Regions from separate parts of the Mus musculus genome. Here regions 2 and 3 are each linked to region 1. A link is a loop called in an ENCODE intact Hi-C map of the cell type or tissue named here. Cell type or tissue: heart. All regions are shown on one strand. Links, peaks and the distances in the headings refer to the core of each region. The heading gives the core; the rest is flanking DNA.

What was found. Peaks named below come from ENCODE experiments on the same cell type or tissue, not always from the same donor. Only the 100,000 strongest peaks of a DNase experiment are listed, where the experiment ranks them.
Region 2: it touches region 1 in a loop (4-fold over the local background); 9 of 42 quality-filtered maps call a loop at or near these places.
Region 3: a loop joins it to region 1, with 6 times the contacts of the local background. A loop is called at or near these places in 13 of 42 quality-filtered maps.

The regions. Positions count from the first base shown.
Region 1 is chr1:58,854,725-58,865,531 of GRCm38, reverse strand. Gm28802 reads left to right here. Exons shown (of 14, transcript XM_030243918.1): 8 at 4,166-4,268; 9 at 4,969-5,038; 10 at 5,101-5,153; 11 at 10,343-10,438. Among named protein-coding and RNA genes, the nearest start is that of Gm28802, 37 kb to the left of the region's middle. In heart, for the core only: no CTCF peak of the experiment used is centred there; a DNase peak (open chromatin) is centred at 5,581.
Region 2 is chr1:58,667,830-58,678,636 of GRCm38, reverse strand. Flacc1 (flagellum associated containing coiled-coil domains 1) reads left to right here. Exons shown (of 15, transcript NM_175370.5): 6 at 258-351; 7 at 2,047-2,108; 8 at 8,170-8,267; 9 at 9,157-9,209. Among named protein-coding and RNA genes, the nearest start is that of Flacc1, 23 kb to the left of the region's middle. In heart, for the core only: no CTCF peak of the experiment used is centred there; no DNase peak of the experiment used is centred there.
Region 3 is chr1:58,654,246-58,665,052 of GRCm38, reverse strand. It overlaps Flacc1 (flagellum associated containing coiled-coil domains 1), which reads left to right. Exons shown (of 15, transcript NM_175370.5): 12 at 3,591-3,653; 13 at 5,741-5,830; 14 at 5,948-6,057; 15 at 6,623-6,932. The coding sequence ends at 6,629. It also overlaps the pseudogene Gm20257. Among named protein-coding and RNA genes, the nearest start is that of Flacc1, 36 kb to the left of the region's middle. In heart, for the core only: no CTCF peak of the experiment used is centred there; no DNase peak of the experiment used is centred there.

The sequences.
Region 1 (10,807 bases), core at 2,953-7,952:
GGGAGAGGAGGCTCAGTGGTAGCTTCTAATAGTTACTCCCAATAAGAAAAGGTGGTTGCAGGGACCGCATTGGGACCCTCATTAGCTAGTTTATCATTTAAATCTCTGCCTACCTTTCACCATTTATTATGGTGTATCTCTGCCCCGTCAATGATAAACTAGGGGCATGCTTGATCTATAAAAATAAAAAAGTTTATCAAATCTTTTTTCTTAACTCGAACTCCCCTTTCCCTGAGTGAAGTTTTCAGGTCTTTGATGAAGACCGCTTCATTCGACAGTTTAGTTCCCATTTCTTATCAGAGAGGAATTACTCATTTTCTCCTATGAGCAGTAGGAGCATTCCTCAACCAACTTATTCTTCTAGTCGTGACGAACCGCTCTTGGACCTAGTCTCCATGGTCTCTGCCGGGCAAAGGTCCGTGCCTCAAGCCTCATGTTAGGCGCCACTTGTCCAGTCCAGCAGGACCTAGTTATTCCCTGGGTCGAGGAGGACCGAGGCCTGCAAGAGAAGCAGGCAGAGAAAGGGGAGCGAGACCAAGCAAAGAGTTGTCAAGGTCTGTTTAATGAAGGCTAGGAGCCTGATTATAAGCACACAGTGAGAGAAAATAGGGAGGGGTCAAGGGGGCATAATAAAATACAGAGAAAGGGATGGACATCTGGGGCAAATGCTGATTACAGGCTTCTTGCAACTTATCTTGGAATGTCAGCCCTAAAACTCTCCCAGGCAGCCTTCAAACATTCTGCAGTTTATCTTGGAGTGCCATAAACAGTCCCAGGCACCAAACGGAGACATGGAGGAGGAGGTGAAGCTGCCTTAATCTAAGCAGTTCTAGGCACCAAGTGAAGGAGGGAGTGAAGCTGGCAGTCTCAGGTGCCAGATGGAGGCAATGAAGGAGGGGGCGACATAATTCCCTTCAAAGGGTCAGCCAGATCTTTAGGGTGAGAGTAACTGTGGGACCTAGTTTCCCACAGTTTGGTCTCTCAAACAGTTTGTGTTTGGTATCCCTGCCTTTCATCGTTCATCTGTCTCATCACCACTGTAGTATTTCTTTTGATTGGTTGCTGAGGAAAGTTATGTTGTTCTCCAGGAAGCTTCTGTCACATGGGAATTGTTATAAGTACATTCTCCTTCCCGGTCCTCCTCCTCCTCCGCCTCTCCTCCTCCTCCTCCTCCTTCCCCCCTCCTCCTCCCCTCCTACTTCTGTCTCTTAGCTCAGGGCCTGGGCAACAAAGGAAGGAGAGATGGGAGGAGAAGGGACAGACCATGGCAAGTTGGGGGCAGGGGGAGAGAATAAGAAGAAAGTGTGTTGTGTGTTGTCTGTGTGGGGAACATTTTTTTTTAAGCCCAGAAGCCATCTTGGTGAGAGACAATCACCTCTGGCTGCACCATCCACACTTGCTTGCTTATTATTACTTTCTGATTTTTAAAGAACAGTTTTAGCAAACTCTCCCTTGGCAAAATAAGGGAGAGTCTGAACTCCCAGGTAGGCACATTGTGTACCATGCACAACAGCCTCCTTGTAGAATCGACCTGTGTTCTGTCGGCAGATGAGAGTTTAAAAATGCTATTCTGCTCCAAAAGAGAAGGGAATTCTCCCAGTTGTGAGAACATTGGTGGATCAGAAGGATGGAAGTGAAATAAACCAGGCAAAGAAAAGTTTATGTGTAGCCGGGTGTGGTGGTGCACGCCTTTAATCCCAGCATTCGGGAGGCAGAGGCATGCAGATTTCTGAGTTCGAGGTCACCCTGGTCTACAAAGTGAATTCCAGGACAGCCAGGGTTATACAGAGAAACCCTGTCTCGAAAAATCAAAAAAGAAAAGAAAAGAAATATCTCCGTGTTCTCACTCACAGCAGAAACCTCTTAGAAAACAGAACCTAGACTGATGGATGGTTACTTAGGCTAGCGTATGTGAGGTGACTGTCAAAATGTACAGAATTTGGGCCACCACTTCTACCTTTTACTCTGAGGTAGTGTCTGTCTTTGTTACTGAGATGCGTTTCCTGTATGCAGCGAAATGCTGGGTCCTGTTTATGTATCCAGTCTGTTAGTCTGTCTTTTTATTAGGGAACTGAGTCCATTGATATTAGGAGATATTAAGGAAAAGTGATTGTTACTCCCTGTTATTTTTGTTGTTAGAGGTGGAATTATGTTTGTGCGGCTATCTTATTTTGGGTTTCTTGAAGGAAGATTACTTTCTTGTTTTTTCTAGGGTGTAGTTTCCCTCTTTGTATTGGTGTTTTCCATCTATTATCCTTTGTAGGGCTGGATTTAAGGAAAGATATTGTGTAAATTTAGTTTTTGTCATGGGATATCTTGTTTTCTCAGTCTATGGTAATTGAGAGATTTGCTGGGTATAATAGCCTGGGCTGGCACTTGTGTTCTCTTATAGTCTGTATGACATCTGTCTAGGATCTTCTGGCTTTCATAATCCCTGGTGAGAAGTCTGGTGTAATTCTAATAAGTCTGCCTTTATATGTTACTTGATCTGTTCTTTTCTGGTTCAATCTATTTGTGGTTCTGTAGGCTTCTTGTATGTTCATGGGCATCTCTTTCTTTAGGCTAGGGAAGTTTTCTTCTATAATTTTGTTGAAGATATCTACTGGCACTTTAAGATGGCTCTCTTCTATCCCTATTATCCTTAGGTTTCATCTTCTCATTGTGTCCTCGATTTCCTGGATGCTTTAGGTTAGGAGCTTTTTGCCTTTTGCATTTTCTTTGACTGTTGTGTCAATGTTTTCTATGGTATCTTCTGCACCTGAGATTCTCTCTTCCATCTCTTGTATTCTGTTGGTGATGCTTGCATCTAGGACTCCTGATCTCTTTCCTAGGCTTTCTATCTCCAGGGTTGTCTTCCTTTGTGAAAAATATTTTATGTGTTACAATTCATAGGCCTGCATTGGCACATCATCATCACCTGCTTGGCACATCACCAGGAATGTTCCTGGTGCAGAACATTCTGTGTGTGTGAAAAATAAGTGTGTGTGGACATGTATTCACTGTGAGAGTGCTATAAATGGTGGTTTCACTCTCTCAGTATGTATGCTCCAGTTCCTGATCCCTCCACAGCTCCTCCCAAGGCAATGCCTAGAAACAACTGTCTCCACAGGCTTTCCTTGATGGATGTTGGAATAACATCACATACGTAGTCTTTGCAGACAGGCATTTTCCTGTAATAACATGTGTTTTTTGTTTCTCCCATCTGATTTAAGGCTTTGGGCTCTCACTTTAGCACTCAAACACTATCAGCATATGAATCCTGGGATTGGGGCTAGATCTGGGGTTCTAAACTTATTCTGGGTGCTTCTATAAGGGAGCTGTAAGCAAAGACTGTTGACTAAGAAGGGAATCTGAGGTGCTCGTCTGAGCACTATTCAAAGCAGCAACTTTAGGAAATGCCTCACTCTGAATAGAAACCATAAGAATACTACAGGTTGTGAGGGCACCATCTTGGTAAGGAGGGCAGGTCAGTGCAACAGCTCAACTCTAGACTGTGTGTGTGTGTGTGTGTGTGTGCGCGTGCGTGCGCACAAGCTCCCATGCGTGTGTGTGCATGAGAGTGAGTGTGCATATGTATATGTGTGTGTGTAAATGTATGTGAGAAAGTGTGCATGTATATGTTTATGTGAGTGTGAGTATATGTTTGTGAGTATGTGTATGTGTGAGTGTATGTGAGTATGTGTGTGAGCGAGCATGTGTGTGTGAGGGTGTATGTATGTGATCATGTGTATATGAGGATATGAATGTATATATATATCTATCTATATCTATCTATATCTATATCTATATATAGATAGATAGATATATATGTTTGTATGTGAGCATGTGTGTGTAGGTGAGCATGTGTATGTGAACATGTGTGTGTGTATATGAGCATGTGAGTGTGTATATGTGAACATGTGTATGTGAGCACATGAGTGTGTATATGTATGTATATATGAATATGTATGTGCATAAGTGTGTGTGCAGCACACTCCCCCTCCCATCCATGTGCTTGGCCTCACTGTGTTTCTGTGGACCATAAAAGACAGCTTTTGGAAGCAAGTCTTTCCTCCACTATAGATTCCAGGGATCAGATTCAGGTTGTTAGGCTTTCATGGCAAGCACCTTTACCTGCTGAGCCAGCTTGTTCATGCTGAACTTCTTTTCTTGGATTGTCCCACAGGGAACTCAAAGAGACTCACAGAGAGGAGCTCGAGAGGTTAGAGAACAACTACAAGGAGGCCCTGAAGGCAGAAAAGGCCTTGGCCGAAGAGAAACTAGGCACTGTCAGGCCCTGAGGGGAAAATGGGAGGGAAAGTGGGCAGCCTGTACCCTGGCGTCCCTATAGCCATGGCTTGGCACAGCCAGATGTCCAACATTTCCCTTCTGAGGCTTAAGGCATGAGAATGACCGAGAATGGAACTGCTTCATCACTGAGCAAGAACTTGAAATTTTTTTTAAGTGAATTTTAAAGTTCTAAAACTACAATATTACTATGATGCCTTCAGGTTGTCTTGCATGGAGAATGGCAGTGATTTCTTGAATGCTCACTGGGCTACTGTGTGCCCTTGGGGAAAGCAGAGTGTGCACCCTTCAGATTTGGGGTTTATAGACTAATGTCCACAGAGAGAACGAGACACTCTACAACCTTCTTCCTCTCTTTGAAGTTAGTGTCTTATTTACACTTTGCTTGTTTTCTAGTTTCCTGAAGAGAATGTGTGGTTTTCATAACCACTGTAAAGGAGGAAATGATACAAAAAGGAGAAGCAGATGCATTGTGGGAGGTTCTGTTCCTCCTTCCCATAGATACAGATGACCCTCGGGGGTGGGGGGAGGTTGTCTTACTAAAACAGCTGAACAGAGTGTGGGAGCTCTGAGCTCTTGGAGAAGCATGTTTAGAAAGTACCTGGCCTCTCTCCCAGAAGCTCTTCATCCATCGGTTCAGGTGGGATCCAATAACTGATAAGCTTTTTGATAAGCTTCCAGAGCGACTTGGGAATCCCAAGACGGTTTCATCACCCCAGGGAGAGCTTGGGTGTGGAGCTGAAGAGTTCATGTGAGTTTTGGAAAGTGTGCCCACCGAAGGAATAATGACATCCTTGTTTTCTTTTCCTCCAGATAAGATGGGCAAGGAATATAAGTATCTGAAGAGTATATTCCGTGTGTTTCAGGTGAGATTCCAAACTGTATGGTATCTCACGCAGGAGACAGAGGAGTCGACCACGAGGCTCAGAAGCTAGGGGTTTATATACAAAAAAGTTGGGGGTAGGGGAAGAATTGGCGCAGTTACACACAATTGGACAGTTTAAACATCAGCAAATTGTACGTGCAGAGCGAGGTAACAGCAGTTCTGAGGGGCAGGTGCTTAACTTGGCTGAGATAGTCCGGACGTCTTTGTATGCCTCTATCTTTATGGATAGCCAGTTCCTGGAATGACTTAACAGCAACAGCCTTTGTTCTTTGCCCTTGGCCCAAAAAACCCTCCTAACTAGCAAGCCGCATGAGTCATGGACCTTGAATTTAATTTTCTTTCAAGATCAGGACTTAGGCATCACCCGTGGGAACTATAAAGGGGCCTGGGAAAAGAGGGGGGAGGGAGGATAGCCCACATCCGGCCAGAGCTCCACCTATGTTCTGGGCAGGCAGATGAGGGAGGGCTGCCAGTCGCTTTCCACTCAGCCCAGGTGGCATGTAAGCCTCTGACCCACTCGATGGGGAGTGGATAAGGGGCAGTCCCCTGAAATCAAAATGTGCCCTGGGGTTTCACCCTGTCACCCTGGGGTTAAGGGAAGAGGGAAGAGAGGTTCCCACACAGGTGAGACTCTGCACAGTGGGCCTTGATTAGAGCGCAGAGACAGTCTATGGTTTTAGAGCTTTATTATAGAAAGGCAGGGAGAAAGAAGGTAAAAGAGAGAGACTGGCCATAGCCAAGAGGAAAGAAGGGGGAAAGGAGAGAGAGAGAAGAAACGCTAGAGAATAAGAGGGAGAAAGAGGTAGAGAGAGGAGAGAAGACAGACAGAGAGAGAGAAAGAGAGAGAGAGAGAGAGAGAGAGAGAGAGAGAGAGAGAGAGAGAGAGAGAGAGAGAGGTGAGAGTGAAAGAGCGAGGAGGGGCCAAACAGCCCCTCATGGTATGCTGCTATCTTTTCTGTTGCTAGGTAACTGGGGAGGAATTTAGCCTGAAGATCAGAATCTTGGGACATTGCCTACTTGACTGCTAGCCACACACTTCTCTTGTGGGGGCTGAGGGGAGCGGTAACTTCGATGGGAGCCAGGGTTCCAGGAGACATGAGAGAACTTCCGTCCCATGTAGATGAATTATCACCACCAAGTCCCAGGGTTCAACATCTCAGCTCAACTGGAGACCAGACTGTCTTTGCACAGCCCAATGCCCCACAATCACCCTAATTATACAAGCTATAAGCTGTCTTAGGTTCCTCCATCCTTTTCACGCAAATGGAGAATTGTGCAATATTGTCAATATTTTGATTATGTCACTCATGTGTACATTTCTAACCATCGTGCTAATTCCTCTTCCATTAAACCCATCTCCTCTCACCTGCCCCAGGCCACCATTCTTCTGGTTTTTACCACCACAGACTCAATTTATCAGTTTTTGTTTTGTTAAAAAAAAAAAAAGTTGGTTCTGTTGGTCTGATAGCATAACTTATTATGAAATAAACACAAATACAGTTGCTAGTTATCCTTGCAACGTGCCCAAATCAACCTTTAAAAGTTTATAAAAACCAAATGTAGAAAGCATCTTTCTCAGCAAACTTCTAAGGGCAATGCAGACGTAAAGACATAAGTTGGTGCTTGTCAATCATCACATGGTTGAGCAGGTTTTGTTTTGTTTTTTTAATTCTGTTTTTTTTTTTTTTCCTCTTTTCGAGACAGGGTTTCTCTGTGTAGCCCTGGCTATCCTGTAACTCACTTTGTAGACCAGGCTGGCCTCGAACTCAGAAATCCACCTGCCTTTGCCTCCCAAGTGCTGGGATGAAAGGCATGCGCCACCACCACCCAACTTGATATTTTTATTAGATATTTTCTTTATTTATATTTCAAATGCTATCCCCTTTTCTAGTTCTACCTCTGAAAATCCCCTATCCCCTCCCCCCTTGCCCTGCTCCCCAACCCACCCACTCCCATTACTGGTCCTGGCATTTCCTACACTGGGGCATAGAGCCTTCACAGGACCAAGGGCCTCTCCTCCCATTGATGATTATCTAGGCTATCCTCTGCTACATATACAGCTAGAGCCACTGCTCCAGGTAAAACACTGCCTGCCATCTCCCCGCCCCCCCCGCCCCCACACACTCTCTGAACTCTGCCCACCAAGGCAAAGGTGGCTTTGTCCTTCAGAGCCACAGAGATGGTGACTTGTTTATTCATCTTCCTGACAGACCCTTGGCTTCTTTGGGAAGGACCATAAAGAGGGGCTTCTGTGGAACAGAGTTGTGACAGGGTAAAGAAACTCCATTTTGTGCTTGGCATCCATCTTGCTACCCACAGGCATTTGTGTGAGACTCTAGTACCTGGGGGTGACTCAGTGCCTCTCTCCACCCAGAAATGTGCAGTTGTGACTCTAACTGCTTGTCAGCATCAGTAACCTGTTTATGCAGACATTCAAGGACCACCTACTCTTAGCACAGTAGAACCACGCTTGGCTTGCTTATGCAGATTCTAGGTCGCCTTCTGGTTTTCACATTTAAAAATCCTTCCCTCTGTCCTCTTTGTGTAGCAATCTCAAGTTTGGTTCAGAGAGTGTTGTCCTGCCATCAGGATCAATACATTTAACCAATTATAATCTAGATGGAGTCTGTGGTCTGTTTATAGGGGCCTCAGACTCCTTAACAGGGCAGCTGGGGACCAGGGTTCCACCATGGATACCTGGGACTCTTCGATGGGTTTTCCATGTCAGTCTCTGAGGCTAGGTTTAGGTTTTGCATTTTCCAGCCATACCTTAAGTCCCCCAATTTGGCTTTCTTCCTCAACTTGGTTTGCACTGTTCATCATCATCTCCTTTCTGCTCCCTCACCTCGGCTGACTTTCTCACACTTGATATTTCCCTCTTGCCCTTCCATGCAGACACTCTTCTCCAGTCTCTTTGCTGAGTTTTCTATTAGTGAAATTTATTTTTAATATTTATTAATAGCATTCCTGGTATGGTATAGTGGTGCACACCATAATCCCAGCACTGGAGAGGCAGAGGCAGGCGGATTCCTCTGAGTTTGAGGCCAGCCTCATCTACAGAGTGAGTTGTAAGATAGCCAGGGCTATAGAGAGAGACTTTGTCTCAAAGCCCACAAATACATATATCCTTTCCTGATCACTCTTTCTGCTGGCCTGTTCCTTATGCTCCTCTTCAGTAATGATCTTTTACATGTCTCTGTACTTCCAGCCCTATCACAGTTGATGAGATTCTGCTCAGAACTTTCTCTTGGCAGCAGTCTTGTTCCTTTTCTCAACAACCCTCCCTTCCTGATGAGTCAGGGTGCTTTGTGGAAACCCCCTGCATCTGTCCAGATCATTTTATGACTCATCATGTCGGCTGGAACTGTAAGCGATGTTCTCTTCAGATTCCCTGTCTGAACCCAGACTGAATCACCTGCATCTTTGCCCCACCCCACTCCCACCCCAACCCCATTCCATTCTACCCCACACCCCTGCTTCTTCGTCCTTCTCAATCCTTCCACCATCATCTCCATCCAACAGAAAGCTCTGGTGACCATGGGGAGATCACAGAAGCATGGTGGGATTCCTGCACCTCAGAGGTGGACTAGTGAGTGCTCAGATAACACCCCCACCTCCAACTTCAGACCCTGCCCAACCTGGGAAGGGCATGAGGAGAGCCAGGATAGAGCAGGGCCCACATCTGCTCAGAACCAGTTGAAGGGGAGAAGAAACAATGGACACACTCCACTGCCACCTCTGGCCCATCTAGGTCAAACTAGCCAAAAAAGCAGTATTGCTCAATGTTCAGGTTTTAAAACTTAACGTGGACGTAGAATGCCTAATGTCTAATGTATTGTTTTCCCCTAAAAATAACCGATAAAATTTATTTATTTGTTTCTCACATTCATACATTCCTTTTGTAAAAGTGGCTTGAGGCAGATCTTCCTCTGTAGCCCAGGTTGGAACCAGCTGATGTGCAACCCAGGATGAGCCTGCCCTTCTGGCCTTGGCCTGCGGGCACTGACCTTCCAAGCCCGAGCCCATACCCACTGTGTTCCTTCTCACTGCTCAGTAGGATCGCTTAGTAGAAACGTCACACAACGTGCTTCTTGGTTTCCTGGCTTGTAATTTTTTGGATTGTTTTCATTTGTTGGATTTTAAACAAAGCTTCTATGAATATTTTTGTACAAGTGACTCATAGATATCTTCTCTTCCTTCTCTTGGAGTGTATTACTGAAGCTCCAGGGTACACAGAGGAAATCTATGGTTTCCACAGTAGAAATGTTTTACTCTGAGATCTGAAATATGTGAATTCTGACTGCACCGAATCCTGCACACTTAGGCCACCCAGTCATTAACTATGGCCATTGTAGTGGGGATGAATATGAAGTAAGTTATTTTTTTTAAAGTCTCTCTGATGACTAAACATGCCCAGTTTTCCTAAAGTGTTGGGGGATAGATTTCTGTCTTCTTTTCTTTCTGTTCAACTCTTCTATTACTTAAAAGATATGATAATGCAAATATTTTGTATATATTTTGCAATAAGAACTTCCACGGGGGGAGAGGGGGCTGCTTTCTCATTTTGCAAACGTTATTTTTCAATGTACAGATATTTCTAATTTTGATGAAAGGCAAATTATCCATCTTTTCTTTTTAGAATTAAAACCTCTTTCTACCTTCCCCATATCACTACTATCATAATGCCGTGGGTATTCTCTTTTTAGAAACGTGTTGATTTTAGCATTTCTGAGTGTATGGTCCATATTGAATAATTTTTTGTGTATAGAATGAAGTAGAGGTCATAGGAAATTTTTCTATGTGAATAGACAATTATTCCATCATCCTTTCTGAAAAAAGAAAATGTCCTCCCTCCCTGAGTCGTCTTGATGTCCTCTGAGTGAAGGGCAAGATTCTCTTCCCATTCTGCTTAACTGTTTCTCTACACTCAAGGAGGCGCTGCACAGCCTTGGTGCCATGTAAAGCCAGTGAGTACGGGCAGACAGCCTGACTGGGCTAATTTATTATTAATAAATTTATTTGTTAGCTTTGGTTTTGTTTCCCAGGGTGGTCTATACGTTTTCCATTGCCTTACACTTCTATGTAAGTCCTAGAGCTCATCACACCCAACACTTGATAATGCTGCAGTTCAGTAAGTGTTAAACTCTGAGTCCTCCGGTGGCTTCTTAATTCTCTAACCTTTCCAAATTCAATTGTTTTCAGGAGCTCCTAAGACAACATGATGAAGACATCCTGCAAATACAGGAGCTGAGAAAATCCAAAGAGGTAAGGGTTCCCATTCAGCTCTATGAAAGTAGTGTCTTCCAAGCCCTACACACTTGGGGAAATAAATGAATTTTACCCAGATCAGTATAGTTACTGGAGCACCCAAACCTAAGTGTTGAACTCTGTAAGTCAAAATGAATCTCGAACTCCATGTCAAGCAAAAGCAGCCTTTCTCAGAGCCAGCTGTGAACAAGGAGAAAGCAAAGGCTGCATGGTCATCAGTGTTGAATAACAGCTATGTCTAGTGACGCTTAAAACACAGGACTTTGAATTACAGAACATCATTATCTTAGTTGTCATTTTATTGCTGTGAAGAGACACCATAACCAAGGCAACTCTTATAAAGGACAACATTTAATTGGGGCTGGC
Region 2 (10,807 bases), core at 4,146-9,145, 190 kb after region 1:
CTCTGGTAAGTGTCCAACACATTGTTATTTCTCTTCTGCTCAGTGGGACACCACACAGCCCACATCACTTCCAGCTTAATTACCTTCAGGGCTAGATGCCAGGTCCAAACACTCTACTATGAAACGCCTTATCGACCACTGCATCCCCATGCCTTAGTCGTGGAGAAGACACAAACAGACCAGAGTCAGGCAGTCTGGGGGCCTGGCTGGTGTGACTAACAACAAGCTCTCTTGGTGATAGAGTGTTTGTCCCACAGGACTGATATCATTTCTGACCTTCAGGAGCAAATTGCTGAGTTGATGGCAATAATAGAACAGATGAACAGAGACCAGCAGTCTGCCCTGAAACTGGTGAGTGACCCTTGTATCAGCCACACCCTCATGGCTAATACATTCAGATTACCCAAGTGCCAGGTAACATGGCAGGCGGATCACCACCGTACTGAAGCGTGGTATCCAAGCGCCAGACTCGGCATAGTGTGCAGTGAGCAGTACCTTCCCTCCTCCATCCTCATCCATCTCTGTAAAAACTGAAAGACATTGCATTCCTGGGGTTCCAGGTGCCTTTGGGTGTGTGCATGGTAACACTGTCTCTTCTACACTGCTAACACTGTCATGAGATCCGCAGGCTTCAGAGGTTGCCAGGCTATTGCTAATGACCCCGGCATGGAAGATGCCTCCTGTGTCTTGGAAAACCTTCTAGGAAGCCCTAGGGCCCACCCTCTGTTACTATGAAGGTCCCAGAGCCCATTCTTCAGAATCAACTGGAGTCCATTTAGTCTGGATGCATATGTATGTTTATGTATATATATATATAATTATGCCTGCATGTACACCCACAGGCCAGAAGAGGGCACCAGATCTCATTATAGAGGGTTATGAGGCATCTATAATGGTTCTGCTGGGAATTGAGCTCAGGATCTCTGGAAGAGCAGCCAGTGCTCCTAGCCTCTGAGCCATCTTTCCAGCCCCTCTTGATGCATTCTTAACAGGTGACATTTTTAGCATTTTGGTCACCAGTTCCAGTTTTGAGCCTTTCTTCCCCAGCTCAGGCATGTGACCAGGGCTGGAGTAACAGACCATAGCCATGCTCAGAAAGTACCCCCTGGTGTTCCTGAAGGGAACCGTGAGGCTCTGCCTTCCCACAGCAGCCTCTCATGCTGATTAACCTTAGGCTGTCTGAATCTTACAGTCACGGGCTGGTTCGTGACCAGGCTTAGACCTTCCCCACCTCAGCTGGGCTGATGTCTTCTACAAAAGAAATCTGAAGCTTGAGGAAGCTTGTGGAAGGTGGTGGGGCTTCAGGCAACCTCACATTTTGACTCACCACCACAAGCCCTGCACCACACAACTTTAGCGACTGTCTTTTTTGCAAGTGGAAGTGGGGGTGTTGAAAATATTCTAACCTTTGAAAGGTCTCTGTGCAGAATCCAGGATGACACCGAGATGGGGTATAAGAAGTTTTTAGGAAAAGTTAGTAACACCACGGACAGACAGACAGAAAGACAGACAGTCTCCTAGCAGAGACTCTGAGGAGTTGATGCCCCGTTGCCTCCGCATGCTGGGACTCTGAGGAAGAATCCAGGTCCACAATGTGGAGGAGGGGCCTGCAGCCAAGATGGCTGATTCCCTGGCAGAGGGCAAGGAGGGAAGAGGAGGGACTGTGTGGCCACACGTAGCCCTTTGATGTGTCCACAGTCTGATTGTTGGTTCTTTTTGACTCTTCCAGTCAAGTCTCTCGCTAAATAAGTGATTCCCAAAGGTGAAAGAGCCCAGAGGTTACAGTATTAGGATGAAATGACAGAAGGAACCAGACCCAATGACAAAGTAGCAACAAAATGGTGGCCGTGCATTACCCGCATGATGCACTGACTAGGGAGAGGACAGTCAGTAGTCCCTCTGCTATGTGTGTGTCCTGTGCACTGCAGAACATGCCCAGGAGAGACTGAGAGGGGCATCCCCTCAGAACGGAGGGGCTTCGCGTATATAGATAAGAGCGGGCTGGGGCTCTGAATGCTTGGCTGTTAACGTTGGCCTCATTTCTAGCTCTCCAAAGATCTGGATCTCCGCTGTTCCAACATGAAGCAGAAGTTTGAAACCGAGAGCAGGTATGCTTTCTGGCAGAGGACTGCGTGCTGAGAGCCCAGGATCCCGTGCCCTGGCAGGATTCTAGGTCCCCAGGCATCCCCAGCAGGGCTAAGTGCAGCCTGTGACACTAGAGAGCAGGGTAGCCTCATTACTGCCACTAAGATGAATCAGTTTGTGTTTGGTATCCCTGCCTTTCATCGTTCATCCGTCTCATTGCCACTGTAGTATTTCTTTTGATTGGTTGCTGAGGAAAGTTATGTTGTTCTCCACGAAGCTTCTGTCACCCTGGATTTGTTATAAGTACATTCTCCTTCCCGGTCCTCCTCCTCCTCCGCCTCTCCTCCTCCTCCTCCTCCTCCTCCTCCTCCTCCTCCTCCTCCTCCTCCTCCTCCTCCTCCTCCTCCTCCTTCCCTCCTACTTCTGTCTCTTAGCTCAGGGCCTGGGCAACAAAGGAAGGAGAGATGGGTGGAGAGGGGACAGGCCATGGCAAGTTGGGGCCAGGGGGAGAGAATAAGAAGGAAGTGTGTTGTGTGTTGTCTGTGTGGGGAACATTATTTTTTTTAAAGCCTGGAGGCCATCTTGGTGAGAGACAATCACCTCTGGCTGCACCATCCACACTTGCTTGCTTATAATTACTTTCTGATTTTTAAAGAACAGTTTTAGCGTCTTGGCAAAATAAGGGAGAGTCTGAACTCCCAGGCAGGCACATTGTGTACCATGCACAACAGCCTCCTTGTAGAACCGACCTGTGTTCTGTCGGCAGATGAGAGTTTAAAATGCTATTCTGCTCCAAAAGAGAAGGGAATTCTCCCAGTTGTGAGAACATGGGTGGATCGGAAGGATGGAAGTGAAATAAACCAGGCAAAGAAAAGTCTCTGTGTTCTCACTCAGAGCTGAAACCTCTTAGGAAACAGAACCTAGACTGATGGTTGGTTACTTAGGCTAGCCTATGAGAGGTGACTGTCAAAGTGTACAGAATTTGGGCCAGCGCTTCCACCAGGCCTGATGACCTGGATTTGATCCCCAGGACCCATGTGGTAGAACACTGAGTCTCTTAAGTTACACTCTGGTCTCCATGCATGGATGGATGGTTGGTGTACACACACGCCATGCACACTAAATAAATTAAGTAAGTAAGTAAGTAAATAAATAAATAAATAAATAAATAAAATAACAATGTTTTAAAGTATATAAAATCTCAGACAGTAGAAATATTTTTTAAAATCTTTGCAGGCCTTAGGATAATAATACTACCGTGTTCTTCATTTCTTATTGCACAAGAGCACATTTTAAGGCTGTAGAGATGACTCAGTGGTCCTAAGTTTATACTGCTCTTGCAGCGGATAGTTAAACATGCTGTTCTAGTTTATGAATACAATGTGGAAATAATTAAATCAACATAGCTGACACACAGATGTCAACTCAATGATTACAATTTTTTGTGGTAAGAATGTTTGAAACTCGCTTTTTTTTTTAAAAAAAGTTGTTTTGGTTGTTCATTTTGTTTATATGTATGAGTCTGTGTGGGGTAAGTGTGCATGAGTATAGTACAGAGGTCAGAAGGTGCTGGACCCCCTGGAGCTGGACAGGTAGTGGCAAGCCACCATACCAGTGTATGTTTAACTCCACAAGCTTGTGTAATGTACATGAGTATTTATTTTTATTTTTATTTATTTTTTAAACATATATAAGAAATAAATGTAATAAACCAAATACATGGACAAAAAAATACAAGAATCATATGAGCATCTCAATGGAAGAAAAAAAAAAAGAAAAAAAAAGAAAACAGAAAAAGTCTTTGATAAGATTCAATATTCCTTCTTAGTAAAAACCCTAGAATAAGTAGGACGTAGGAAGCATATTCCAACATAATAAAGATTGTGTATGACAAATCCATGGCCAATATCATCCTAAATGAATAAAACCATTAATAAGCCCCATTAACATCAGAGATGGGAGAGGACTGCCCACTGTCCCTACTTCTCATCCATAATGTGATTGAAGCATTAGCTGGAGCAGTAAGGCAAGAGAAGGGAAACAAATGGGAAAATATTAGGTCAAAGTATTTTCAGTTGAAGAATATATTATCTTATACCCAATATTCTCAAAATTTGACTAGAAAAATTGTAGAAATTATCAATAATTTCAGCAAAGTGTTGTGATTCATAATTGACTTACAAAATTTATCAGTCTTAATACATAAGCGTAACAAGCCTGCTGAAAAAGAGGTCATGGACACGTTCCTCTGCCAAGTTCTCAAATCAAATAAAGTATTTAGAATATACATAACAAAAGAGGTTAAAAAAAAACCCTCTACAATGAAAACTTTAAATGTGTGAAGAAAGAGATTGAGAAACATACTAGAATTTGAAGACCTCCCAAGCATACAACTTGGTAGAATTAACATTGTGAAAAAAAGACTTTCCTACCAAAACAATTTACTGATTCAATAAAGTCACAATCAACATCCCCATCTCATTCTTCACATAAATAGAAAAAAAAATTCGCAATTTGATATGGAACAACAAAAGACTCAGAGTAGTCAATTAGTCCTAGATAAGTGTTTGTGTCTATGCATTCTGCTCATTTTAGGGGCCAAGTGCCTCTGTCTATGACCCCAACATTTATGTATCTGTTTCTATTGAGTCAATTTTGTTAGATATTAGAATGGCTACTCCAGCTTGTTTCTTGGGACCATTTGCTTGGAAAATTCTTTTTCTACCTTTTACTCTGAGGTAGTGTCTGTCTTTGTTACTGAGATGCGTTTCCTATATGCAGCGAAATGCTGGGTCCTGTTTATGTATCCAGTCTGTTAGTCTATGTCTTTTTATTAGGGAACTGAGTCCATTGATATTAGGAGATATTAAGGAAAAGTGATTGTTACTCCCTGTTACTTTTGTTGTTAGAGGTAGAATTATGTTTGTGTGGCTATCTTATTTTGGGTTTCTTGAAGGAAGATTACTTCTTGCTTTTTCTAGGGTGTAGTTTCCCTCTTTGTGTTGGTGTTCTCCATCTATTATCCTTTGTAGGGCTGGATTTAAGGAAAGATAATGTGTAAATTTAGTTTTTGTCATGGGATATCTTGTTTTCTCAGTCTATGGTAATTGAAAGATTTACTGGGTATAATAGCCTGGGCTGGCATTTGTGTTCCCTTAGGGTCTGTATGACATCTGTCCAGGATCTTCTGGATTTCATAATACCTGGTGAGAAGTCTGGTATAATTCTAATAACTCTGCCTTTATGTGTTACTTGACCTTTTTCCCTTACTGCTTTTAATATCCTTTCTTTGTTTTGTGCATTTGGTATTTTGATTATTATGTGAAAGGAGGAATTTCTTTTCTGGTCCAATCTATTTGTAGTTCTGTAAGCTTCTTGTATGTTCCTGGGCATCTTTCTTTAGGTTAGGGAAGTTTTCTTCTATAATTTTGTTGAAGATATATACTGGCCCTTTAAGATGGCTCTCTTCTATCGCTATTATCCTTAGGTTTCATCTTCTCATTGTGTCCTGGATTTCCTAGATGTTTTGAGTTAGGAGCTTTTAGCCTTTTGCATTTTCTTTGACTGTTGTGCCAATGTTTTCTATGGTATCTTCTGCACCTGAGATTCGCTCTTCTATCTCTTGTATTCTGTTGGTGATGCTTGCATCTAGGAGTCCTGATATCTTTCCTATGCTTTCTATCTCCAGGGCTATCTATCTCTCTTTGTATTTTCTTTATTGTTTCTATTTCCATTTTTAGATCTTGGATGGTTTTGTTCATTTCCTTTGCCTGTTTGATTGTGTTTTCCTGTAATTCTTTAACGGATTTTTGTGTTTGCTCTTTAAGTGCTTCTACCTGTTTACCTGTGTTCTCCTGTATTTCTTTAAGGGAATTATTTATGTCCTTCTTAAAGTCCTCTATCACCATCATGAGAAGAGATTTTTAGATCTGAATCTTGCTTTTCTGGTGTGATGGTGTATTCAGGATTTGCTATGATGGGAGAATTGGGTTCTGATGAAGCCAAGTAACCTTGGTTTCTGTTGCTTATGTTCTTATGCTTGCCTCCTGCCATCTGATTATCTCAAGTACTACCTGCCCTCACTATATCTGACTGGAGCCTGTCCTCCCTGTGATCCTGGTTGTATAAGAACTCCTCATAGTCCAGCTGTCTCTGTGATCCTGGGATTCTGGGTGTGTCAGAGCTACTGAGAGTCAAGCTGCTTCTGGGATCCTGAGATTCTTGTGTGACCACGCCCCTAGGATCCTGGGATCCTGGGTGTGTTAAAGAGCCTTGGAGTGGAGCTTCCTCTGGGTGTTATGGGACTTGCTACAGAGCTCTGGCCCAAGGTCTGCTCAGGGCTCCAGCACAGATCAGAAGGAACTGTGCCTCTGCTCATGTGGGGTTCCTGCTTCCCTGGATCCCGCTAGCCCTAGTTACTCCCAGTGGTGTTGGGACCAGAAATGAGCATTTATGACAAAACAAATCCTGGTAGAGATACCACCTCTATATAATCCCCAGCATTTTAGGCATTGATGTCTTTATTTATTTTTCTTGTTTGTTTGTTTTTTTTTTTTTTCAGACAGGGTTTCTTTCTTTGTAGACCAGGCTGTCCTTGAACGCACAGAGATCCACCTGCCTCTGCCTCCCAAATGCTGGAATTAAGGTGTGTGCCAGCCACCACGTCCAGCTTGCTTTGTTGTTTTTATATTACTTTAAAGTTTTCAAGCAAAATTACCAGGAAGGTACAGAGCCCCCACATATCCCTTGTGTTCCACCCTATAGCCACCCTCGCTTTCAGCATCTCTGAAAAATGTTTTATGTGTTACAATTGATGGGCCTGCATTGGCACATCATCATCACCTGCTTGGAAGTCACTCCTGGTGCACAATATTCTATGTGTGTGAAAAATAAGTGTGTGTGGACGTGCATTCACTGTGAGAGTGCTGTACACAGTGGTTTCACTCTCTTAGTATGTATGCTCCAGTTCCTAGTCCCTCCATAGTCCCTCCCAAGGCAATGCCTTGAAACAACTGTCTCCATAGGCTTTCCTTGCTTGATGTTGGAATAACATCACATACGTAGTCTTTGCAGAGAGGCATTTTTCCTGTAGTAACGTGTGTTTCGATTTCTCCCATCTGATTTAAGCCTTTGGGCTCTCACTTTAGCACTCAAACACTATCAGCATATAAATCCTGGGATGGGAGCTAGATCTGGGGTTCTAAACTATTCTGGGTGCTTCTATAATAGAGCTGTAAGTAAAAACTATTGACTAAGAAGAGAGTCTGAGGTGCTTGCCTGAGCACTATTCAAAGAAGGGACTGTAGGAAACACCTCACTCAGAATAGAAACCATAAGAATACTCTAGGACATGAGGGCTCCACCTTGGTAAGGAGTGGGAGGGGGAGGGCAGGTCAGTGCAACAGCTCAACTCTACACTGTGTGTGTGTGTGTGTGTGTGTGTGTGTGTGTGTGTGTGTGTCTGAGTGTGTGTGTGTGTGTCTGAGTGTGTGTGTGTGTGTGTGTGTGTGTGAGTGTGCATGAGACTGTGTGTGCATATGTGCATAAGTATATGTATGCATGTGTGTACAAATGTGTGTCTGGATGTGTGTGTAAATGTGTTTGAGAAAGTGTATGTATATGTGTATATGAGTGTGAGTATACATGTGTGAGTATGTGTATGTATGAGTGTATGTGAGTAGGTGTGCATATGAACATGTGTGTGTATATATGAACATGTGAATGTGTATATGTGAGTATGTGTGTGTATTTGATCATGTGTATGTAGGTGAGCATGTGTGTGTATATATGAGTATGTAAGTGTGTATATGTGTGTGTATATGTGAACATGTGTATGTGAGCACATGAGTGTGTATATGTATGTATATATGGATATGTATGTGCATATTCCTTCTCCTCCTCCCCTCCATGTGCTTGGCCTCACTGTGTTTCTGTGGACCATAGAAGACAGCTTTTGGAAGCAATTCTTCCCTCCACTATAGATTCCAGGGATCAGATTCAGGTTGTTAGGCTTTCATGGCAAGCACCTTTACCTGCTGAAACAGCTTGTTCATGCTGAACTTCTTTTCTTGGATGGTCCCACAGGGAACTCAAAGAGACTCACAGAGAGGAGCTCGAGAGGTTAGAGAACAACTACAAGGAGGCCCTGAAGGCAGAAAAGGCCTTGGCCGAAGAGAAACTAGGTACTGTCGGGCCCTGGGGGGATGCTGGGAGGAAGGTGGACAGCCTTCCCTGGCATCCCTATAGCCATGGCTTGGCACAGCCAGATGTCCAACATTTCCCTTCTGAGGCTTAAGGCATGAGAATGACTGAGAACGGAACTGCTTCATCACTGAAGCAAGAACGTGAAATTTTTTTAAGTGCATTCTAAAGTTCTAAAACTACAATATTACTATGATGCCTTCAGGTTTTCTTGCATGGAGAATGGCAGTGATCTCTTGAATGCTCACTGGGCTACTGTGATTGCAAGGCTCTGTAGTGCATAGTGCTATGCTGACAGAATCTCACTGTTTACACTGCTCTTGGGGAAAGCAGAGTGTGCACCCTTCAGATTTGGGGTTTATAGACTAATGTCCACAGAGAGAACGAGACACTCTACAACCTTCTTCCTCTGTTTGAAGTTAGTGTCTTATTTACACTTTGCTTGTTTTCTAGTTTCCTGAAGAGAATGTGTGGTTTTCATAACCACTGTAAAGGAGGAAATGATACAAAAAGGAGAAGCAGATGCATTGTGGGAGGTTCTGTTCCTCCTTCCCATAGATACAGATGACCCTCGGGGGTGGGGGGAGGTTGTCTTACTAAAACAGCTGAACAGAGTGTGGGAACTCTGAGATCTTGGAGAAGCATGTTTAGAAAGTACCTGGCCTCTCTCCCAGAAGCTCTTCATCCATCGGTTCAGGTGGGATACAATAACTGATAAGATTTTTGATAAGCTTCCAGAGCGACTTGGGAATCCCAAGACGGTTTCATCACCTCAGGGAGAGCTTGGGTGTGGAGCTGAAGAGTTCATGTGAGTTTTGGAAAGTGTGCCCACCGAAGGAATAATGACATCCTTGTTTTCTTTTCCTCCAGATAAGATGAGCAAGGAATATAAGTATCTGAAGAGTATGTTCCATGTGTTTCAGGTGAGATTCCAAACTGTATGGTAGGCTCTGAGAGCAAGAGAGGTGAGGCTCCTTCCTGGCTGAGAACTTGAGGATGACTGTAGACCTGGAGAGATTCTAATACTTCCATCCACAGTGTCACTGCTGTGCCCAGCAGGAATGAGTCCAGTGGCTTCCATGTTTGCTAAACCAGCCATTCAACTCTGAAGAGGCCTGTTGAGAAGATGGTGTAACAGCTGTTCACTGTCTTCTAAAAATGAAGACTGGGAGGGGGGTTAGGGGCTGGAGAGAGGGCTTGACAGTTAAGAGAACTGGCTGCTCTTCCAGAGGCCCCAGGTTGAGTTCCCAGCACCCAAATGATGGCTCAAAACCACATGTAACTACAGTGCCAGCAGACCGAACGCCCTCTTCTGGCCTCCTCAGGCACCAGTCCCACAAACAGTGCACAGACCTACACACCGACAAAAATACTTACACACATAAAACAAGACTTTTTTTTTTAAGTGGAGCTAACCACCAACAGTTACATGGAAAAGAAGAAATTGTCACTCACCAGAGGCACCCATGCAAACTGCAGTACTTTGTTGAACCATTCACTGAGCGAATCTACACTTGTATCCTCTTTTCTCTTGGGCACTTTAGGTCTTTCCCTCCTTTGTTGTGACTGCCTCTGTGGCTTTGGGATATCACTGTCCCTTTCCCACTGACCACGTGCTATTAGAGTCACTCCCGGTGACAGAACACAGAACTTCAAACAGTGGAGTACTGGTCAAACAGTGGACATATTTAAGGCCTTTCAAAGATTTGATCAAATTGCCATCCAAAAATTTTATCTCATTCCACATTCTACAAGCTGAGACCTGAAGCCATTTCCTTTCATCCCTGTACCAGTTGGGTTTGTTGTCAACTTGACACAAAATGGAGTCATCTGGGGGGAGGGAGCTTCGTTTGAGAACTTGCCTCCATTGCCTGTGGACAAGTCGGTGGGGCATTTTCTTGATTAATAATTGACATGGGAGTGCGCAGCCCACCACAGATGGGGCCGCCTCTGGGCAGAGAGATACAAAAACAGGCCAAGCAAGCCACGGGAGCCAACCAGTAGCCAGGACTCCCCTGGCACCAGTTCCTGCCTGAGTTCCAGCCCAATTCCCTCAGTGATGGGTTGTAATATGGAAATATAAGTGAAATAAACCTTTTCCCACCAAAGCTGCTTTTAATCAGACTATTTTATCACAGAAGTAGAAAGTAAAAGTGGACAATTCCCCAAACTTGATGAAGACCCAGAGCAGGCTGCCTTACAGGGAGATGCAGAGTCAGATGATTCTCAGACTCAGAGAGCCGATCTGTCTTCCAAAGAAGTCAAGATTCACAGGGTAAATGCTGTTACTAGAGGGCCTTTGACCTTCCAGCTTATCCCAGCTCTCCTCTGAGCTTTGCTGGAATGGGCTTTTTTATGTGTAACCCATGGAAGGGTCCCTCAGCAAGGCCCAAGTTAGGGGAGAGCAACGCCCCATGTGACCCTGTGAGTAACTCAGCAGTGTTCCCCTGTCATAGCGTTCCCCTGCAGTAGAGTTCCCCTGTCGTTGTGGATCTTCTCACCGGTGCCTTCGTGCTCCACA
Region 3 (10,807 bases), core at 427-5,426, 200 kb after region 1:
AACCAAAACCAAAACCAAAACCAAAACCAAAAACAAAAACAAAAACAAACAAAAAAACAAAAACAAAAACAATGTTATCCCCTTGTCTAGTTTCCCCTTTGAATATCCCCTCACCCCCTTCCCTTTGCTCCCCAATTCACCCACTCTGATTCTGGTCCTGGTATTCCCCTATACTGGGTCCTAGAGCCTTCACAGGACTAATCGACTCTCCTCCCATTGATGACCGTCTAGGCCATCCTCTGCTACATATATAGCTAGAGCCACTGCTCCAGGTAAAACACTGCCTGCCATCTCTCCCCCCCCCCCCCCCCCACACACACACACATACTCTCTGAACTCTGCCCACCAAGGCAAAGGTGGCTTTGTCCTTCAGAGCCACAGAGATGGTGACTTGTTTATTCATCTTCCTGACAGACCCTTGGCTTCTTTGGGAAGGACCATAAAGAGGGGCTTCTATGGAACAGAGTTGTGACAGGGTAAAGAAACTCCATTTTGTGCTAGGCATCCATCTTGCTACCCACAGGCATTTGTGTGAGACTCCAGTTCCTTGGGGTGACTCAGTGCCTCTCTCCACCTAGAAATGTGCAGCTGTGACTCTAACTGCTTGTCAGCATCAGTAACCTCTTTATGCAGACATTCAAGGACCACCTACTCTTAGCACAGTAGAACCACGCTTGGCTTGCTTATGCAGATACTAGGTCATCTCCTGGTTTTCATCTTTAAAAATCCTTCCCTCTGTCCTCTTTGTGTAGCAATCTCAAATTTGGCTCAGAGAGTGTTGTCCTGCCATCAGGATCAATACATTTAACCAATTATAATCTAGATGGAGTCTGTGGTCTGTTTACAGGGGCCTCAGACTCCTTAACAACAGGCTAGCTGGGGACCAGGGTTCCACCATGGATACCTGGGACCCTTCGATGGGTTTTCCGTGTCAGTCTCTGAGGCTAGGTTTAGTTTTTGCATTTTCCAGCCATACCTTCAGTCCCCCACTTTGGCTTTCCTCCTCAACTTGGTTTGCACTATTCATTTTCCTCTCCTTTCTGCTCCCTCACCTCGGCTGACTTTCTCACACTTGATATTTCCCTCTTGCCCTTCCATGCAGACACTCTCCTCCAGTCTCTGCTGATTTTTCTATTAGTTAAATTTATTTTTATATTTATTAACAGTAAGCCTGGTATGGTATGGTGGTGCACACCTTTCTTTAATCCCAGCACTGGAGAGGCAGAGGCAGGCAGATCCCTCTGAGTTTGAGGCCAGCCTCCTCTACAGACTGAGTTCTAAGATAGCCAGGGATATGGAGAGAGACTTTGTCTCAAAACCACAAATACGTATATCCTTTCCTGATCACTCTTTCTGCTGGCCTGTTCCTTATGCTCCTCTTCAGTAATGATCTTTTACATGTCTCTGTACTTCCAGCCCTATCACAGTTGATGAGATTCTGCTCAGAACTTTCTCTTGGCAGCAGTCTTGTTCCTTTTCTCAACAACCCTCCCTTCCTGATGTGTCAGGGTGCTTTGTGGAACTCCCCTGCATCTGTCCAGATCATTTTATGACTCATCATGTCGGCTGGAACTGTAAGCGATGTTCTCTTCAGATTCCCTGTCTGGACCCAGACTGAATCACCTGCATCTTTGCCCCACCCCACCCCACCCCCACCCCACTCCATTCTACCCCACACTGCTGCTTCTTCATCCTTCTCAATCCTTCCACCATCATCTCCATCCAACAGAAAGCTCTGGTGACCACAAGGAGATCATGGGAGCATGGTGGGATTCCTGCATCTCAGAGATGGACTAGTGAGTGCTCAGATAACACCCCCATCTCCAACCTCAGACCCTGCCCAACCTGGGAAGGGCATGAGGAGAGCCAGGATAGAGCAGGGCCCACATCTGCTCAGAACCAGTTGAGGGGGAGGAGAAACAATGGACACACTCCACTGCCACCTCTGGCCCACCTAGGTCAAACTAGCCAAAAATGTTCCGATTTTAAAACTTAACGCGGACATAGAATGCCTAATGTCTAATGTATTGTTTTCCCCTAAAAATAACTGATAAAATATATTTATTTGTTTTTCACATTCATACATTCTTTTTATAAAAGTAGCTTGAGGCAGATCTTCCTCTGTAGCCCAGGTTGAAACCAGCTGATGTGCAACCCAGGATGAGCCTGCCCTTCTGGCCTTGGCCTGCGGGCACTGACCTTCCAAGCCCGAGCCCATACCCACTGTGTTCCTTCTCACTGCTCAGCAGAATCGCTTAGTGGAAAGGTCATACAATGTGCTTCTTGGTTTCCTGGCTTGTAATTTTTTGGATTGTTTTCATTTGTTGGATTTTAAACAAAGCTTCTATGAATATTTTTGTACAAGTGACTCATAGATATATTCTCTTCCTTCTCTTAGAGTGTATCACTGAAACTCCAGGGTACACAGAGGAAATCTATGGTTTCCACAGTAGAAATGTTTTACTTTGAGATCTGAAATATGTGAATTCTGACTGCACCGAATCCTGCACACTTAGGCCACCCAGTCATTAACTATGGCCATTATAGTGGGGATGAATATGAAGTGACAGTCACTTTTTATAAGTCTCTCTGATGACTAAACAAGGCCAGTTTTTCTAAAGTGTTGGGGGAGGACAGCATTGATAGATTTCTATCTTCTTTTGTTCCTGTTCATCCCTTCTATTATTTAAAAGATATGGATATTGGACTTGCAAACTTTATATGCCCCAGTACAGGGGAATGCCAGGGCCAAAATGTGGGAGTGGGTGGGTAGGGGATTGGGGGAGGAGGGTATGGGGGACTTTTGGTATAGCATTGGAAATGTAAATGAGGAAAATACCTAATAAATAATATAAAAAAGATATGGATAATACAAATATTTTGTATATATAGTTGCAATAAGAACTTCTACTGGGAGGGGTTGCTTTCTCATTTTGCAAACATTATTTTTCAATGTACAGAAATTTCTAATTTTGATGAAAGGCAGATTATCAATCTTTTCTTTTTAGAATTAAAAGCTCTTTCTGCCTTCCCCATAACACTACTGTCTATCATAATGCCATGGGTATTCTCTTTTTAGAAACGTGTTGATTTTAGCATTTCTGAGTCTATGGTCCATATTGAATAATTTTTTGTGTGTAGAGTGAAGTAGAGGTCATAGGAAATTTTTCTGTATGAATAGACAATTATTCCATCATCCTTTCTGAAAAAAGAAAATGTCCTCCCTCCTGAGTCGTCTTGATGTCCTCTGAGTGAAGGGCAAGATTCTCTTCCCATTCTGCTTAACCGTTTCTTTACACTCAAGGAGGCGCTGCACAGCCTTGGTGCCATGTAAAGCCAGTGAGATCGGGCAGACAGCCTGACTGGGCTACTGGTCCTTGCTTTGATTTTCCTCTTGTTAATTTATTTGTTAGCTTTGGTTTTGTTTCCCAGCATGGTCTATACATTTTCCATTGCCTTACACTTCTATGTAAGTTCTAGAGCTCATCACACCCAACAGTTGATAATGCTGCAGTTCAGTAAGTGTTAAACTCCTGAGTCCTCCGGTGGCTTCTTAATTCTCTAACCTTTCCAAATTCAATTGTTTTCAGGAGCTCCTAAGACAACATGATGAAGACATCCTGCAAATACAGGAGCTGAGAAAATCCAAAGAGGTAAGGGTTCCCATTCAGCTCTATGAAAGTAGTGTCTTCCAAGCCCTACACACTTGGGGAAATAAATGAATTTTACCCAGATCAGTATAGTTACTGGAGCACCCAAACCTAAGTGTTGAACTCTGTAGGTCAAAATGAATCTCAAACTCCATGTCAAGCAAAAGCAGCCTTTCTCAGAGCCAGCTGTGAACAAGGAGAAAGCAAAGGCTGCATGGTCATTAGTGTTGAATAACAGCTATGTCTAGTGACGCTTAAAACACAGGACTTTGAATTACAGAACATCATTATCTTAGTTGGCATTTTATTGCTGTGAAGAGACACCATAACCAAGGCAGCTCTTATAAAGGACATCACTTAATTGGGGCTGGCTTACAGGTTCAGAGGTCTAGTCCATTATCATGGTGGGGGCATGGCAGCATCCAGGCCCAGATTGTGCTGAAGGAGTTGAGAGTTTTACATCTTAATCCCCAGGAGGCTGTGTATCTCAGTTGTCATATGACCTCAAAGCCTGCCCTGACAGTGGCACACTTCCTTCTACAAGGTCACACCTCCTAATATTGCCATTCCCTATGGCCAAGCATTCAAACACATGAATCTACAGGGCTATACTATTCAAACTACAACAAATCAGTAACGGCAATTTGATCAAAAAGAAGCCTCAAGGTTCAACCAATTGGCTTGAGTCCATGGAAGCAGCAAGAAACCTCTGGAACATCACCAGAAGTTCTTTGGTGTGTTTCTCTCTATGAAGTCACAGCAGTGAAGTCACAGCAGTGAAGAAGGCAAGGCGAACCAATGCTGCATTGTTTTGCACAAAGACCATCGCCAGCAAAGCCCAAATGAAGATCAGCAAAGAGTGGCAAGGCGAACTAATACCTCACACCGCATCATCCACTGTCTGTTGGGTTATATTTATACCCCTTCCAAATATCACATGTTCTCTCAAGTGTCCAGTCTAGCAAAACATCACAGGCCCTTTTACCAAGCAGCTTCCAGAAAAACACCATGTGTCTGCCTCAGCAAAACATCCTCTCATGAGACAGTTTTCAGAAACCAGAAACTTCCAGTGCAGTCATCCATCTTGAAAGTTCCCATATAATCTCCCATGGTACCCTTCATGTTCCCCTGCTAGCTGCTTGCACTACATGACATGTTAGTTACCGAGCAGTCAGTATCAGCACGCTGTTGTTAACTGAGATCCCTATTTTATATCAGGGATCACTCTTATGGTATACATGCTATGGGTTTTGGTTAATATATAATGTCAGGTATCCATCATGACTGGGTCAAACAAAACAGTTTCTTGCACTAAAAATACTCTTTCCCAGCATCCTCCCTTCCATTCCCCCCAGCCACTGAACCCACAAACCTATTTACAGTCTCTAGTGTTTCGTCTTTTTCAGAATATCACAGAGTTGGAGTCAATAGAAAGAGGTATTGTAATAAAGAATATGCAGAATGGGGTTGGAGAGATGCCCTAGCAGCTCACAGCATTTGCTTGTCTTCCAGAGGAACAGAGCTTAGGACCTAGCATCCAAATCAGGTGACTCACAGCTGCCTATTAACTCCAGTTCCAGAAGAGCTGATGCGTTCTTCCGGTTTCTACAAACACCTACACTCACATGTGTACCTGCTTGTGTGAACACACACACACACACTAAAAATTAAATATAAAAATTTTTTAAGGAGAACACAAAGTTTGGAAGAATTAGAGGGTGGATCTAGCTAGGGAAAAGTGGGAGGTAAATATGATCAAATGCATTGTATTCTCAAAAAGTCATAAAAATATTATATCTTAAAAACAAATCTTTAAAAAAAAGACCATGCAGTGGCTGAGTGGCTGATGACCACATTGCCTGATGAAGGCTGCTTTGGCTGTAGTGGCAGTGAACCTGAAGAGCAGGACACAGGAGGGAGAGAAAGAGAAGGTAGAAATGGCAGTAAGTGGTACAAGAGAGTGTGCCTGAAGTTGGCGTGGTGTATGTGTTCCAAATGCCCTGGAGAAGGGAGTATTCCCGGGTTCCCTCTTGTCTTGGGGACATTAATTACATCAGCATGATGTCCTGAGGCTGCTTCCTCTTGTGCAGATCTTGGAGGCTGAGTTGCGGGCACAAGCTACTGTTCTGGAGACCCTGAACACAAACCTTTTCCAATGCCAGAAAGAACTCGAGAGACAGGCAAGTCCTGGTTAGACTGAGAACCGGGCTGGAGAGGAACCTGGAGAACTGCTGTTCTGCCCAGGAGCTATGTCCCAAGGGCTCTGGGGAAGACAGCTATTCAAATTTATCTTCTAGAAAACTATTGCGGCAAATCTAGAGAAATTGTTCCAGACAAAGCTTGCTGAAGCTGAAGAAAAGCATAAGTACAACATAAAGACCCCGACAGAAGAAAATAACTGCCTCAGGTATGGGATCTTCCCTCAGGGGTCCTTGGCTGGGTTGCTTTTGAGAGCAGAAGGTTGTTCAAGTGACTGATAGGTCAGGTCACCGTCTTGATCTCTGGGAGGAGGTAAACTTCTGGACCTGGACACACATTGTGGAGGTAGACTTTTCATATCTAGCCTTTTCTCCTGTGTGTCTGTTTTTGTGTAAAACACAGGTAAATTGTCAGTGGGTTCTGAGCTGCTTTGTCCCACGACTGAGGATTGTTTTTCAGAGTTCAGTGGGTTTTAGCACTCTGATTCTGGCTTCTGTTGAGACTAGTTGCCAGTCACCATCACCATTCCCTGAAGGGCCTTCCTAAACCACCAACTTAGAAGATAAGTTACCTATTTCATCAATTTCCATTGGAAATATGATCTCCCAAACACCACGTTTCACCAAATGTAAGCCAATTACTGTGATGAGAGAAGATGCTTCCTCAAGCTGGAAGAAAGCCAAATTCTCTTACCTACCTGCCAGCAAATACCCCCATCGCCTTTACCCGTCGAGGTTTCATGATATAGTGACCATCATTCCTTTTATAGGCAGATGTTAACCACAACCACATATGAGGAAACTTCAGAAGTTTCTGAGAAGTCCTCATCTGCCAGTCCCAACATGTATGAGTCTGACGTTCCTGAACACAACAGCAACAAAAAGCAAGCATCGTAGGTAACTAACTGCTCCTGGGGCTGAGCGACACTGCCCTGGGAGGAAGCTACGGACTCTTCTGGAGAGACGCACGGGAAGGCTGAGCTCTTGAGTTGTTCTGTACTTTTGTCATTTTTCACAATTTGCTTTCTTCCAATGGATAGAAATATTTGAATTCTTATCCTAATTATATCTTGGCTCTCCATTGAGAACTGGTGTCCTCTGTACTGGAGTCGGACTTCTGTGGGCTGTGTGCTATGCTCTTTTTTACTTTTCACATGAGACTAATTTGAAGGGTCTTCTTTTTGGGTGATCCTTGCATTTTGGGGTGTGACTTTTGTCCCCCTGAGGGTAAACAGCAATTCATTGATTTAATTCCAAAATCTTTATTCCCTCCCATATCAGACTTTTTAGCCCAGTGACTTGGGAAGAGTAACTGAATATTTACACTGTCTCTGACCATCAGGAGAACTCAAATGCCCACAGAGCAGGCAACAAATCCATGGAACCGGAGTGGGCACAGAGTAACCAGTCACAGAGGCAGGATGCTAGAGGAGGTCGGTAAACTCAGAGCCACACCCTTTTCTGACCATGGCACTTCTTAGACTCATTGGACTGCCTGCCACTTGGGTGCATGGGGTCATTATGATTAAAAAAAAATTCTGGTTTTTATGTGGAAGTGCTTTTAAGTGTTGGCAAGGAATGTCAAATGTTCACCACGTGTGAACATGCCAATTGTAAAACAAAACAACAACAACAAAAAAACAAACAAAGCAAAAACAAACAAAAGGATCCCCTAGAAACAGTAAGGTAAATCTATTTTTCTTAAAACAAAACAAAACAATACAGCTTTTGTCTCACTGACAGTTTACTTAGGAGGGAACAGGGAATATAAAAGTTTATAGGTACAGATTCAATAAAATATATACTAAAGAGTAATGCGTAGAACAACTCAGTTTCTTTTAAAAAGCTATATGAAAACATAAAAATAACCCTATACATTAATATGGAATTTGAAAAACAAACAAAATTCAAGATAGAGATCCTGCTAGATCCTGATTCAAACAGACTGTAAGAATGCAAGAAGATCGGGAGATTTTTAACACTGACTGGTATTTAATGTTCAAAATTGCTTTGGCTATCTAAAACGTACCTCATCCTTAGAGACACTTGGGTCTCTAAACTATTCATATGTAAGAATATTCCACCTCCATGGACCCAAGTCAGAGCCTCCAAGTGAGGGAGTAAGGCAGGCAGGTGAGGATACAGTCAGGGAGGACAGAGCACAGCACAGATGTTGATGTTGGAGGCTGTAAGCATGTGGCTTCACCATGCTGCCATTGCTTTTAGTTTTTGTATATTTATGAAATTTTTCACAATAAAATACTTGTTTTAGAAAATAAGTTTTGTTTTAATGTTATTATCCTACAAAACATAAATAAAACCGTCTTTTATAAATACTTCTAGAAAATAAACAAAAACAGAATTTCCTGATGGACTATTAGCTAGAAGTACATTAAGTAAAAACCTGTAAGTTACCTAAAAACTAACAAAAATAATTTTTACTCCTTTTTTTAAGGGAAAAAACCAAACAAACCAGGGTCAAATGTAGCTCAGGCTGGCCTCAAACTGGTTATATAGCTGAAGATGACCTTACACTCCAGACCCTCCTGCCTCTACATCCCAAGTGCTCAGTGTGGTCCACCACAACTGGCCTCATTTTCCTTAAATTTATCTACATCTACTTATCCAGTCACACGTTGCATGTATGGAGAGAGTGTGCTTTGGAGGTCAGAGGAAAACTTATGGGAGCCAATTCTTTCATCATTTTGGTCCCAGGGATCAAACCTTGTTACCAGTCTGTGCAGCAAGCCCCCTTACCCGATGAGCCACCTCACCAGCCCCCCATTCATTGAAGATATAACAGAAATGTTAACATTGGCGAGTTTAACTTTTGCTCATGTGTAGGCATGTAAGGAGAGCTGACATGCATGCTCACATGTGCATAAGTACATGTGTGAGCACACACATGCTTTGGCAGGCACATGCATGCAGTCTTCCTCAATCTCCACCATAATCAGGGAGGCAGGGGCTCTCGATTGAACCTATAGCTGTCCTCCGATACCACTGGTCTGGCTACACAGCTTGCACCAGGAATCTTATCCCCACCCTCCCAGTGCAGTAGCAATTATAGGAGGGACAACATGCCCATCGCCCATCGCTATTTACATTGGTTCCTGGGAGCTGAACTCAGGCCCTTGAGTTTGCTTGGCAAGTTCTTTAACCACTGAGCTATCTCCTCATCCTGGTCCAGGCTAACCCTTAACCACACTTAGCCTCAGAAGTGTTTTTACAGTTAATGCTCTCCACAAACAAGGGGACCCTTTCCTTTCCATTATCCCCCATGCTCCCTAATAGCTCTCACTCTGAAGGACTACATGAAATACCCAGAGACTAATGAAAAACTAACCTGGAAGAATTAGATACTGCACAGAAAAAAGTTTAATATTTTTTATTACCTCTGAGAATTTCATGCAGCAAAATGCTGATGATATTCACCCCTTTCTCACCCCAGGTCCCCGCTCCCATCATTCACCCCCTTTGTTAACTTGTCTCAGGTCCATGTTCTTTCACCCACTCTGTTAACTTGCCCCAGGTCCCTGCTCCCGTCATTCACCCATTCTGTTAAACAGGTTTATGTTCCAGTCTTGCTTTCTTACTCATGCATCTTCAAGTTTGTTTTTTTCAAGACAAGCTTTCTCTGTGTAGTCCTGGCTATCTCAGAACTTGCTATGTAGAGCAGGTTGGCTTTGAACTCAGAGATCCTCCTGCCTCTGCCTCCAGAGTGCTGGGATTAAAGGTGAACCCATGGAATTCAGTTTGTGTTGCCCAGCTATTCTTGGGAGAGGGACCTGCCTTGGAGTGTGATTAGCCTACCAAAGGTTGCTCCAATTTAAAAAAGCAAAACAAAACATACATCTAAGTGACAGTATACAAACTGGGTAGGTTATATTTAGAAATGTGTGTGTGTGTGTGTGTGTGTGTGTGTGTGTGTGTGTGTGTACAACAGTTAATGAGAAAGGAGGTCATGTATTTGAAATTGGAACATTACATAGAAGGATTTGAAGGGAGGAAAAGGGGAAATGATGTAAGTGTAACCTAAAAAACAAAAGAAATCCTAAAAAATAAATTAGACTCATCCACACAAAAGTGCACAGATAAGCCATGTGAACTGTGGAGAGCACACATCATTAGGGAGGGAAGAAGAGCTTCTTCCGTAGTGTGAAGGTGGGCTGTGTCATCTGCTTTCCCTTGTTCCTCCTGTCGTCTTTATTGCTCACGTCATAGTTCACGCCAGTCAGGATGCTAAGAATGTCATCTCCTCTGAAAAAGAAAGCAGCATAAAGCATATGGGGCAAGGAAGTGCCCACCGTCTCACTGGCAGTGCCCACCGTCTCACTGGCTGTGCCCACCGTCTCACTGGCTATATCCACTGTCTCACTGGTAGTGCCCACCATCTCACTGGCTGTGCCCACCATCTCACTGGCTGTGCCCACCATCTCACTGGCTGTGCCCACTGTCTCATTGACTATGCCCACTGTCTCACTGGCTGTGCCACCTTCTCACTGCTGTGCCCACTGTCATACTGGCTGTGCCCAGCATCTCACTGGTTGTGCCACCCACTGTCTCACTGGCTTTGCCACCCACCATCTCACTGGCTTTGCCACCCACTGTCTCACTTGCTGTGTCCACCCTCCCTCTGGCTGTGCCCACCACCTCACTGGCTGTGCCTGAGGTAGGTTCTCTAGTTCTGTCTCTCTCTCTGTCTCTAGTTCTGACATTTGCAGTTGAAAGTCACTGAATCAAGACTTCTCACCACTGTTCTGGCAACTCAGTTTTCTCAGAGCACACAGAGTTACTTTTGTGTACTTGGAATCTCTGCTGGTTACAAGAAACCAGAGTTCCAATGGAGGAGCTAGAGAAAGTACCCAAGGAGCTAAAGGGATCTGCAACCCTATAGGTGGAGCAACATTATGAACTAACCAGTACCCCGGAGCTCTTGACTCTAGCTGCATATGTATC